Linked DNA regions of Homo sapiens: all the other regions are linked to region 1. The links are chromatin loops, found by intact Hi-C in ENCODE. Cell type or tissue: Calu3. All regions are shown on one strand. Links, peaks and the distances in the headings refer to the core of each region. The heading gives the core; the rest is flanking DNA.

Evidence for each region. A loop is a pair of places that touch in the nucleus more often than their neighbours do. Peaks named below come from ENCODE experiments on the same cell type or tissue, not always from the same donor. Only the 100,000 strongest peaks of a DNase experiment are listed, where the experiment ranks them.
Region 2: it touches region 1 in a loop (2.4-fold over the local background); 5 of 110 quality-filtered maps call a loop at or near these places.
Region 3: it touches region 1 in a loop (15-fold over the local background); 14 of 110 quality-filtered maps call a loop at or near these places.

The regions. Positions count from the first base shown.
Region 1 is chr3:77,036,789-77,039,953 of GRCh38, forward strand. It overlaps a transcript of ROBO2 not described here. Among named protein-coding and RNA genes, the nearest start is that of ROBO2, 1.7 kb to the right of the region's middle. In Calu3, for the core only: a CTCF peak has its summit at 1,777 (motif pointing right); a DNase peak (open chromatin) is centred at 1,823.
Region 2 is chr3:76,673,042-76,676,206 of GRCh38, forward strand. It overlaps a transcript of ROBO2 not described here. Among named protein-coding and RNA genes, the nearest start is that of ROBO2, 370 kb to the right of the region's middle. In Calu3, for the core only: no CTCF peak of the experiment used is centred there; no DNase peak of the experiment used is centred there.
Region 3 is chr3:77,317,776-77,320,940 of GRCh38, forward strand. All of the region lies in intron 2 of ROBO2 (roundabout guidance receptor 2), which reads left to right. Among named protein-coding and RNA genes, the nearest start is that of ROBO2, 280 kb to the left of the region's middle. In Calu3, for the core only: no CTCF peak of the experiment used is centred there; no DNase peak of the experiment used is centred there.

The DNA.
Region 1 (3,165 bases), core at 468-2,967:
TCTCTGATGTGGTGGTCATGGGGCTTCATTGTTCTAAGCCATTGCTGTTTCTTTTTGGCTTAAGGAAAACCTTAATTTTTTTTTTTTTTTGCTAAAGCACTGCTAAAATTTAATTTCCAACTTCTACTAGAAGCTTCAGATTTTAAAGACTTTCCTTTAATTAAACATTTGGAGTGAGAAATCCATTTTTTATATAGGCAGTGCTCACTAAAACTGTCTTAAGTGTAATTGAAATATGCACATTTTTCTAGTATAGATCTTATCATATATCTCAGAAGGTAATGTCTTTGTTCTTTTGGAATTAATGTTGTCCATAACAAATTTCTGTCTGGCGACTCGTTACTGTTGCTAATTTAGTGTGAGATGTTTGGTCATAATCCTAAACTATCATTTGGGATGAGATTGTTATAAAATAATGGTTTTTTAGTCACATTTCATATCAAATGAGACACTGACAGAGCATTCTTTTAAAAAACCAGTTATGAACTTGACTACAAGAAAAGCAGAAAACATGGATTCCAAAATGTTTTGGTGAAGACATTATTCCATAAGGTAGCTAGTGTATGGCAAACAACAACAACCACAACAACAAAAGCCATTTAAAAAATGGCACCAGTCTAAAATCACTGGCTTGCTTTGTCACTTTTAATAGGTAAAGTAGTTAAGAATGCAAAATGTTGATGCTTGGTAAAAAAAATGCCAATATAACCAAAGCGATTTCCCTTATACAAAGCTCTTCTCTGTATGATGTAATTTGTCATACCCTACACAAGGATAACTTTCTATGAATAGGGCAACATTTTCTGCCCTAAAGGACCATGGCAATTGGTGGTAGGCTGATCTCGCCCAATCTATCCCTTCTGTTTCCCACACACACTCTTTCTGCCTCTGAGTGATTTTATAGTTTACTTAAGGAAAGGCATTTACAGATGGTGAGTCTATCAAGTATAAAATAGAATCTATATTTTGCCTGATAAATAAATAGTCATGAGAAAACACTTCTAGTTGAAATCCTCCAATGTCTTCCTTTCTGTGAACCATCTTAAAATTAAGGGTCTTATAAGTCTATATGATGTGTTAATTCCTGCATTATTGTATTAGGAAGACTATTTTCCGAATATCTTAAAAATTTCACCCGCGTAAGGAAATTTGCCCGAGATAAGCTGGTGGTGTGTATTATTTGGAGACATGAGCTAGACATTGTAATCCTGAACTGGGTAAACCAAGCCCAAGTGTTTAAAATGAAAGTTTTCAAGAATTTTAATTACTTTCCTTTTCCAGAGATAAAAGAGATGTTAATAGCGCACTTTTGGATGTTTCTAAACCACAGTGTTATCCAATTTAGACGTATTGGACCTTTGGGGTGGGTTTCTCCTTAACGGTTAAGCCTTTTTTCACGGGGTGCTAAAACAATAGCACATTCAGAATTATTATAGTGAGAATTCAAGTGATTCAACTTTAACAACCGAATGCACTTTTTTCTTCACAAGTAAATACTGTAGATTAAAAGTGTGCAGAAATTACTCTTAATGCTTTACAAGAAGAGTGGTTGTTTTATTCTTTCGCAAGACTATTTCATTACCGTAATTTTCAAGCATGCCGAGGTGTCCTAATGTCTCTTCTAATTGCTTGAATGTCGCTGACCTTTTTTTAAAAGAACACACAGCGCCCATAATATGCAAGGGAGACCTAAGTTAAGTAGCAGCACCAAAACGTATCCACCAAACAAAGGCTCTTCCTCAGACGGCCCCTTCTGGAGAGAACCTTTCCTAATATTTTCCAGTAGGGGGAACTAAAGACTCACCATCCAGCATTTAGCTCGGCTCGGGGACCTGCGTGAGTTCCTATAAGCCGCCTTCTCATCATCTGAACAAGCATCAAACGGCTACCAGCGAGCCTGTGATCACACGTGGGCCCGGCCGCACCGGGGCACCGCCGACACCGGCACCCCTTTGATCTAACGTGACCTTCCTTCATCATCCCCGGTCCTGAATGGCATCCTTTGGTAGTCTTGGTCTTAATTTTCAGAGTTTTGTCGTCTTTGGGCTGAAATTCGGCTTCTTTTTGAGCTTCCATGAGCTCAGCTGGGCTTTCGGCTTTCCACACCCAGAGCCTATGTTTACCGAATTTCCTTCTGGAGGTGCTGGTCCCTGGAGGGTAAAGACTTCGGGGATCCCCCTCCCCCAAGCTCTGTGATCCCCGCTTCCCCGTCCTTAGCATCTTCTGTGGAACTCCCTCGCCCTGCGCGATCGCGCATCAAACTCATCGTGGAGGGGTCAAAAGGCAACTGAGTAACATAAGAGGGGCTGCCTCCCCTTCCTCCTTCCCTTGGGGATGCCGCAGGGGGCCATAGATCTTGGCTAAAATGAGCCGCTGGAGGTTAGAGAATTCTGCCCCCTCCTTTTTCTCCCCCTTGTGCTTTTGAATCATATAGGAAGCATCTACACACAACCTTTCCAGTCCAAAAGGTGCTTCTATTTCCTTTCCTTTCCTTTCCTTCCTCCTACTCGGCTTCTCATCTGGCTAAAAGGTGAAGAGTGAGTGAGTGTGTGATTTTAACGCGTAATGAGGCTGCGCCCTGGGTCCTGGAGGCTGATCTTTTTCAAGAAAGCGCGTGCAGCTCCGGCAGACGGAGGGATGAATAATTAGGAAGGGCTTCCATGAAATCACTCACGGAGAAAATTACCTGCCCATTAAACGGGACGCGGCGAGGAGCAGGAGCCTGGAGCCCACCTATCCCCTCCCGAGGCGGGAAGGAGTGGGCACCCGGGGGCGCGGAGAAGGGGAAGGAGTCGCCCGGTGGCCTCGGCCCTCGGCAGCCGGCGGGGCTCTCCGAATTTGTTCATCTCCGTCCCCCCGGGGACTCTCGGCTCTCCAGGACCCCTCCCCACTCCCCAGCGGGCGGGTGGCCGAGTCCGGAGGTTCAGGGCTCCGCGCGCCCCTCCTCGCCCCCGCCCCTCCCCGGGCCGACTCCAGGCAGCTCTCATTCCTCCCCTCCCCTCCCGCCTCCTCGCCTTCCCTCCTAGAAGTCCTTCCACCCGCGGCAGCTGCCGGAGGAAGCGGACGCTCTGCTGCGAGGCTGCGGGGGCTGGACCCGGGCGAGGGGCCTCAGCGCGCCTGGCGCTGGACTGAGCGCTCCCTTTCTCCGCCGCGCCCGGGCTGGGC
Region 2 (3,165 bases), core at 412-2,911, 360 kb before region 1:
TAATGGTGGGGAAATAGCAGCTAATGCTTTCCAGGTTTTCCTAAATCCACTTCTGGTAAGCTTGTCTGTGTCTTTCTCAAGGCCATTTACTAAAACAGTAATGCTTTAGTAACACTAAAACAGTAAACGGTTCATCTCCAGTAACCCTATACAAGATGATTACAGTCCTCATCTCACCAATGTAGGTTTTCTTCAAGATCTGCAATGACAAAGTCTTATGGGCTCTGCTTATCACAGGGATTCTCATACTTCATTGAGATCGGAAACATCAGGAGAGTGTTAAACCACAGAGGGCTGAGCCCCACCCTCAGAGTTTCTGGCCAGGCAGTGGTGGGTTGGGTGAACTCTGAGAGTTCGCATTTTTAACTGGTTAGCAATACACGAACAAGTCCATTTTCACAGGAGTCTTGTGGACATTTTACTGGCAAGGAAAGGCAGGTACAGGATTTAAATACGCTTCTATGCTTCAACTTTCAGAACCATTCATATGTTTTAAAATGTTGAAAACAATGTCATTCATAGTAAATAGAAATCAAGAAATGTTAACTTTTAAAAACGCTCAAAACAATTATGCGTCAACTATCACTGGCCTCATTTTCAGATTTAAAAAAGTTCAGATTGTGGAGAAGAAGGATTTTCTTTCATCATTATAAGTTTCTAGGACCAATAGGATCGTTTTTTTTTAGCAAGGTGAAAATGAAAATAGACCCAAAATTCAAAGATTTGTTAGTGCAAGTCAAGAATAAATAATAAGCTTCACACGATAATTTATTATAAGTAATTCCTTTGGTTTAACTTAATTTTTTCATTGATAATGCATTCCCTTAATCACCAGAAAATCAATATAACCTATTTATTAGACTTACAGTCTTATAATGTGATCTATGTAATAGAATAGAATGGATGAGTTGAAAATGTTTTAAATCTAATATGGAAAGTTAGCTGGTTTTAGTGCTGTCTTTCATACATTCAGAGTTGGAACTCCCCCTCTGAACGTGGCTTTGAATGTTAAATTGTCATTCATTTTATATATTCTAGCCAATCACAAATTTCAATCAGAGATAACTCTTAAGTAATACATAGTATTTTCTAGAAATCTACATTCCAATTGATACTCTGTAAACAAAAGGGGAAGGATGGAACTGGAGGGATACATCCAAAACTAAATCCATTCCATTATCTTTCAAAAATCAAAATGGAAAAATTAAAATCCCAATAAACAAAATATAGAGATATTTTGCCTTTCTTAAAATTGCAGAGCAACTCGTCAGATGCTGATAATCTTGGAACGGCACTAAACATGGCAGCATCCCCCAGGTGGGAAAACGTGTAGTGCTGGGCACCAGGTCACTGTCAGCACTCCCCATCCCAGGATCAAGCAGGGACCTCACAAGTCTTCATCATTGGCTGTCATGCTTTACCCAAGGGAACCCAGCTGGACCCTGAGTTCCAATTGACGGCAGTCTCTCAAGTCCTTTCCAAAAGATTTTACAAAGATAGAAAGTGAGAATTTTCTAATAGAGACTGTGTTTTCTAACCCTAGCCCACCTCCTAGTTCACACACACACACACACACACACACACACACAGAAACCTGTAGAAAGTGCAAATTAAATAGCACAAACAAACAGTGCTTCTCAAACTTTAATGTGTTTAAAAACCAGATTCTGAATTGGTGGCACTGGGGTGGGCCTGAGATTCTGTCTGCGTTTCTAACGTGCTTCCAGGGGCTTCTCCAAGGTGGGCAACCACACACTCACTAGCAACGCCTTCACACCTAGGCTTTGTTTTTGAGAAAGTCTGGCTATTTCTTTTAAATCAAACTCCACCATGTGGCGAAGTTTAAATTTCTGGTATACAATGAGTAGGAAAAAGCAGCAAAAAAAAACCCACACATGAAAAAAAACAAACAAAAAGAAACCTTTGTGTTGTTTAAAGCAAAGCATAGTAGCTCCTTTGGAGAGCGTCATAAAATATTAATTGTGTTTAATTTATGGAGAATAGAAGTAGGAGAGGGCTGAAAAGCAGCCCATAGCCATAGACTATTCTTCAAAATATAAGGGCACAGCATTGGCTGTCTTTAGTAAAAATCTCTGAATTAGTTGCATGTCTCTCTGACTAGAAAGTTCCAACATGCCTCTGCAAATGTCCCTGAGTTTCCTCCAGGGGACAATTTTCCTGAAGGATACGAGGAATTAGTAAAACCCCTTCCACTGGTTCTTGCAAGGACTAGCTGAGAAAACAAAGTCTCTAAAGCAAGCTATATCCTTGCCACATTCCCAAGTAGAAATCAGAGAGTACTCGAAGCAATTTACATACTGCAGAAAAAATCTTACATTTCTCTAGAGTTTTTGCTCCCTTTGAGAACAATGATTTTCTCCCCAGGGGGGAAAAAGAAACGAAAACACATTTACAAATGCATATGGCATTTTATATATAACCTATATAGCCATCATGGAAGGGTTCATGAATGCTTTGAAGTCCAGATCTTACAATGACCTGCAAATTAACCCTATGTTAGAATCCTCTATGCATGAAGCCTTCCTAGACTAGGGCTTAGAGTTGACAGACTTTGACAGGACTTAATTTTATAGTGTGTCCTACGGGACTATGGATCAACCCCAGGGTTTATTTAGACCATATTCAACAAAAATTCTGAGAACAAAGGTTTTAAAAGATACAATATAGCTTTGAGGAAAAAAGACCTCCTCTTCTAAGTCTCAGAATTTAAACACGTTAAGAGGATTTTTTTCTTAATATTCCAAATGTACAAAAGTCATGGGGAAGACATAAATTCATGTTTGTTTCTGCATTTATTGAAGGCAATTTTCCAAGTGGCTGGTTGAAAGAGTTATAAGACCATGGACATATAGCTTTAAAGTATACTAAGATTTTTTTTAGTTGTTTCAAAATTAATTATTTAAAATGTGCCCTTGCCATTAAGTGGATACGGTGAATTTATTAACACATTGTCATAATCAGAACATATGCTATATTGTTAAGTTTTTTAAAAGGGAAATTTAGAAAGCAAACATGTAGGTTGTAATTACATTATTGAATAAAAATAAAACAAGTGATATGGTTTGGCCATGTCCCCACCCAAAATCTCATCTTGAATTGTAATCCGAATTATAATCCCCACGTGTTGGGGGAGGGGCCTCTTGG
Region 3 (3,165 bases), core at 412-2,911, 280 kb after region 1:
GCGCTGCTGGGGGGCTGCTAGGGGGGCTGCTGGGGGGGCTGCTGGGGGGCTGCTGGGGGGCTGCTAGGGGGCTGCTGGGGGGCTGCTGGGGGGGCTGCTGGGGGGCTGCTGGGGGGCTGCTAGGGGCGCTGCTGGGGGGCTGCTAGGGGGGCTGCGGCGCCAAGGCAGGGAGTTGCCCAACATTTTAATATAAGGCTCCACATTGCGAAGAAGGTGGGGTGATTTATTTTATTTTATGTTATTTATTTATTTTATTTTATTTCATTTTATTTTAATTTTATTATTTTTTTGAGACAGGGTCTTGCTCTGTCGCCCAGGCTGGAGTATAGTGGCATAGTCTCGGCTCACTGCAACCTCCGCCTCCCGAGTTCAAGCGATTATCGTGTCTCAGTCTCCTGAGTAGCTAGAATCACAGGCACCTGCTATTTTTGTATTTTTAGTAGAGATGGGGTTTCGCCATGTTGGCCCGGCTGGTCTTGAACTGCTGACCTCGGGCGATCCGCCCACCTCAGTCTCCCAAAGTACTGGGATTACAGGCGTGAGCCACCACGCCCAGCTAGTAATGTAGTTTTATGACTGATCACCTTATGTACTCTTCCAATTCTCAACTTCTATTAATAAAAAATAAAAGAATATAGATAATGCATTAGAAACATCTGCTGCAGGGAACTGTTTTACCATTACAGATAACGTTATGAATACAAGTATTTCTGTTATTTATATTTGCCATTATGTCTGTTCTGGAATATTATCAAACCAGAATTATAACTAGCAAGAGACTATATAAATTAAAATCACACATTTTAAAGTAAAACTGAAGTTGGTTCAAACTAGGACTCCACCACTTGAGCAAACTACTTAGCACAAATTACTTAAACCTCGATGTTCTCATCTATAAAATAAGGGGTTTACAAGGTCAACTACTAAATTAGATAATACATGTAAAGTGAAATGCCTAAATACAATGCCTAGGATACAGTAATTGCCCTGTAAGTTGTAAGTGCTACCATGAACCAGCCAATGATCTCTACTACATACTATGATTGAGAAATTAAAGATGGTTGAAATTTTATATAAATCGATGTCAAGGTAATATTATTTATGAAGTTATTGTACTTCAGGTCATCATGATTGCTTTAGTGCATTTGAGACTCTTTTCTTAGATGACAATGGTTCTAATCCATCTTCTATCAAAGTCTCTATTTCTCCATTTAAATCTGGCAGATCCGTCTTCTAGAGACATGACCAAGTCAATGATTTTGATTAGTCTGTGCTCCTTACCCAATATTACAATACCTGGAAAGTAATTATGTTTCTATTTTTCATTTTAATCTGCTCTTACCATATTGACAATATGGGCAATGGCTAAGTCCATTATGAGTTTAATTGCTTTATGTGCCAGGTGTTCGGAAGTTCATTCTTTGAATCTAATGAAAGTAAAAGATAAAGTCACAGAACTCTGGTTCATTTTATGCATACATTATTCTAACTTTGGATAAAGAATTAATCATTCTTTTACATCCTGTATTGTTTAATGTCTCCCTTGCCCAGAAATAAGGATTTTTATCACAGTGACTTCAGTCACTGATGAGGCATACATACAGAAATCTCCTGTTAAGTAAGATTAGAATTTGTCTTTGGGCCTTTTTAAAGTTTCTGCAAACTGATAACCCAATTGCTCATGCTGATTGACAGAACAACATTGAATATCTAAGTAGTCTAGGCCTTTGTCTGGTCATTAGAATTTGTCCTTTTGAGGACCATTGGCTGGAAACTTTATACTACAATTGAGTGTGCTATGAGTAAGACAGCTTCAATTGAAGCCTCTGAAGAGGAAAGGAAAATAACAAAGAAGACGCTTTTGTATCTTTTTCCATTATCAATAACGTCAATATAGAACATGCCTTTTTTCATATGAAACTTCAATATGAACTTATTCAAATGACACTCTGGCTATGTCATAATGTCTGCATTCTCCAGGTATATATGAAACAGATTTTAATGGATGTTGGGTGGCTTCCATTCACCCTTTCATATTTGAAAATGCACTTAGAAACTCTGTTGAGAAAGTTGCTTATGCTATTGGTCCTCCTTTTCTGTTGTTGTTCAGTCTGCCCCCAAGTGGTAGAGAGCCTAAAAACCCAAAAAGATAACAACGTGGTCAATCCATGACTTATCAGCTGCAATTGTATGCCTGATTGATTTTTGTTGCTATACAACAGCTGAACAATTCGAAATTTATCACATGGAATATGAATTCACCTGTTCAAATCATGGTAGTATAATAATTCTTGAAATTGCAGCTGCATATTTTAATTCATTACACCAAGTAAATAAACTTCAAGACATTCAGCCACCATTCATGAAATAGATTTCTAAAGGCTTATGTGGGGATCATTTTCTTTCTCTTACCCTCTACCCTCTTGTTTTAAAACTCCTCTCCCCACCATGGCCTTATACTGGAAGACATTTTTACTCTTGATTTCTAGCAATTGCTGGCTGGTATTGTTGAGTTTTAATATTTCAGTGTGATTCAGAGCTCTGACCATTTTCAAGTTCTTAGGAGCCCTCTCTTGTCTCATTTTTAAACATGGCCTTTGGGGAATGACAGTGATTGTGACAGATGGTAAAGGAATAAGATTGCACTTTGGCGCTGCTTCTGTCTTTGCCTCTTGATCTTTTCCCACTTTCTCAAGGCAAATTATAGATTTCCTTTTGCCTCTAGAGGGACGCAAATTGCAGTTGCCAGTTATATGGTTCTTTGTTTCTCTTTCTAGCTCTTAAAAAAAAAAAGAAGGGCTCTTATTTAATTAAACATTGTCATTACATTTATTGTTGATGAAAGGTACTGATTTGTATGTTGGCCAAATATCTGACCAGACAAGGGAGAGGACTTGTTGAACTACAGGCAAAAAAAGAAAAAGAAAAAAGAAAAAAAACTTTTGTTGCGTTTGAAGGTAGCTTCCCTCTAGTGGCAAAAACTGGTACTTCACTTGTAGACTACAAGCGATTTAAAAAAATATATTTTTTGTTATCTCTTTTTAAAACATTATCTGATATGTGTAATGTACATATCACACATTTTAATGAATGTGGCTTGCAACTAAAATCGAGTTTCCTAAAAAGTTTAGAAATCTTTTCAGTTACCAAATTCATAATCTTAGG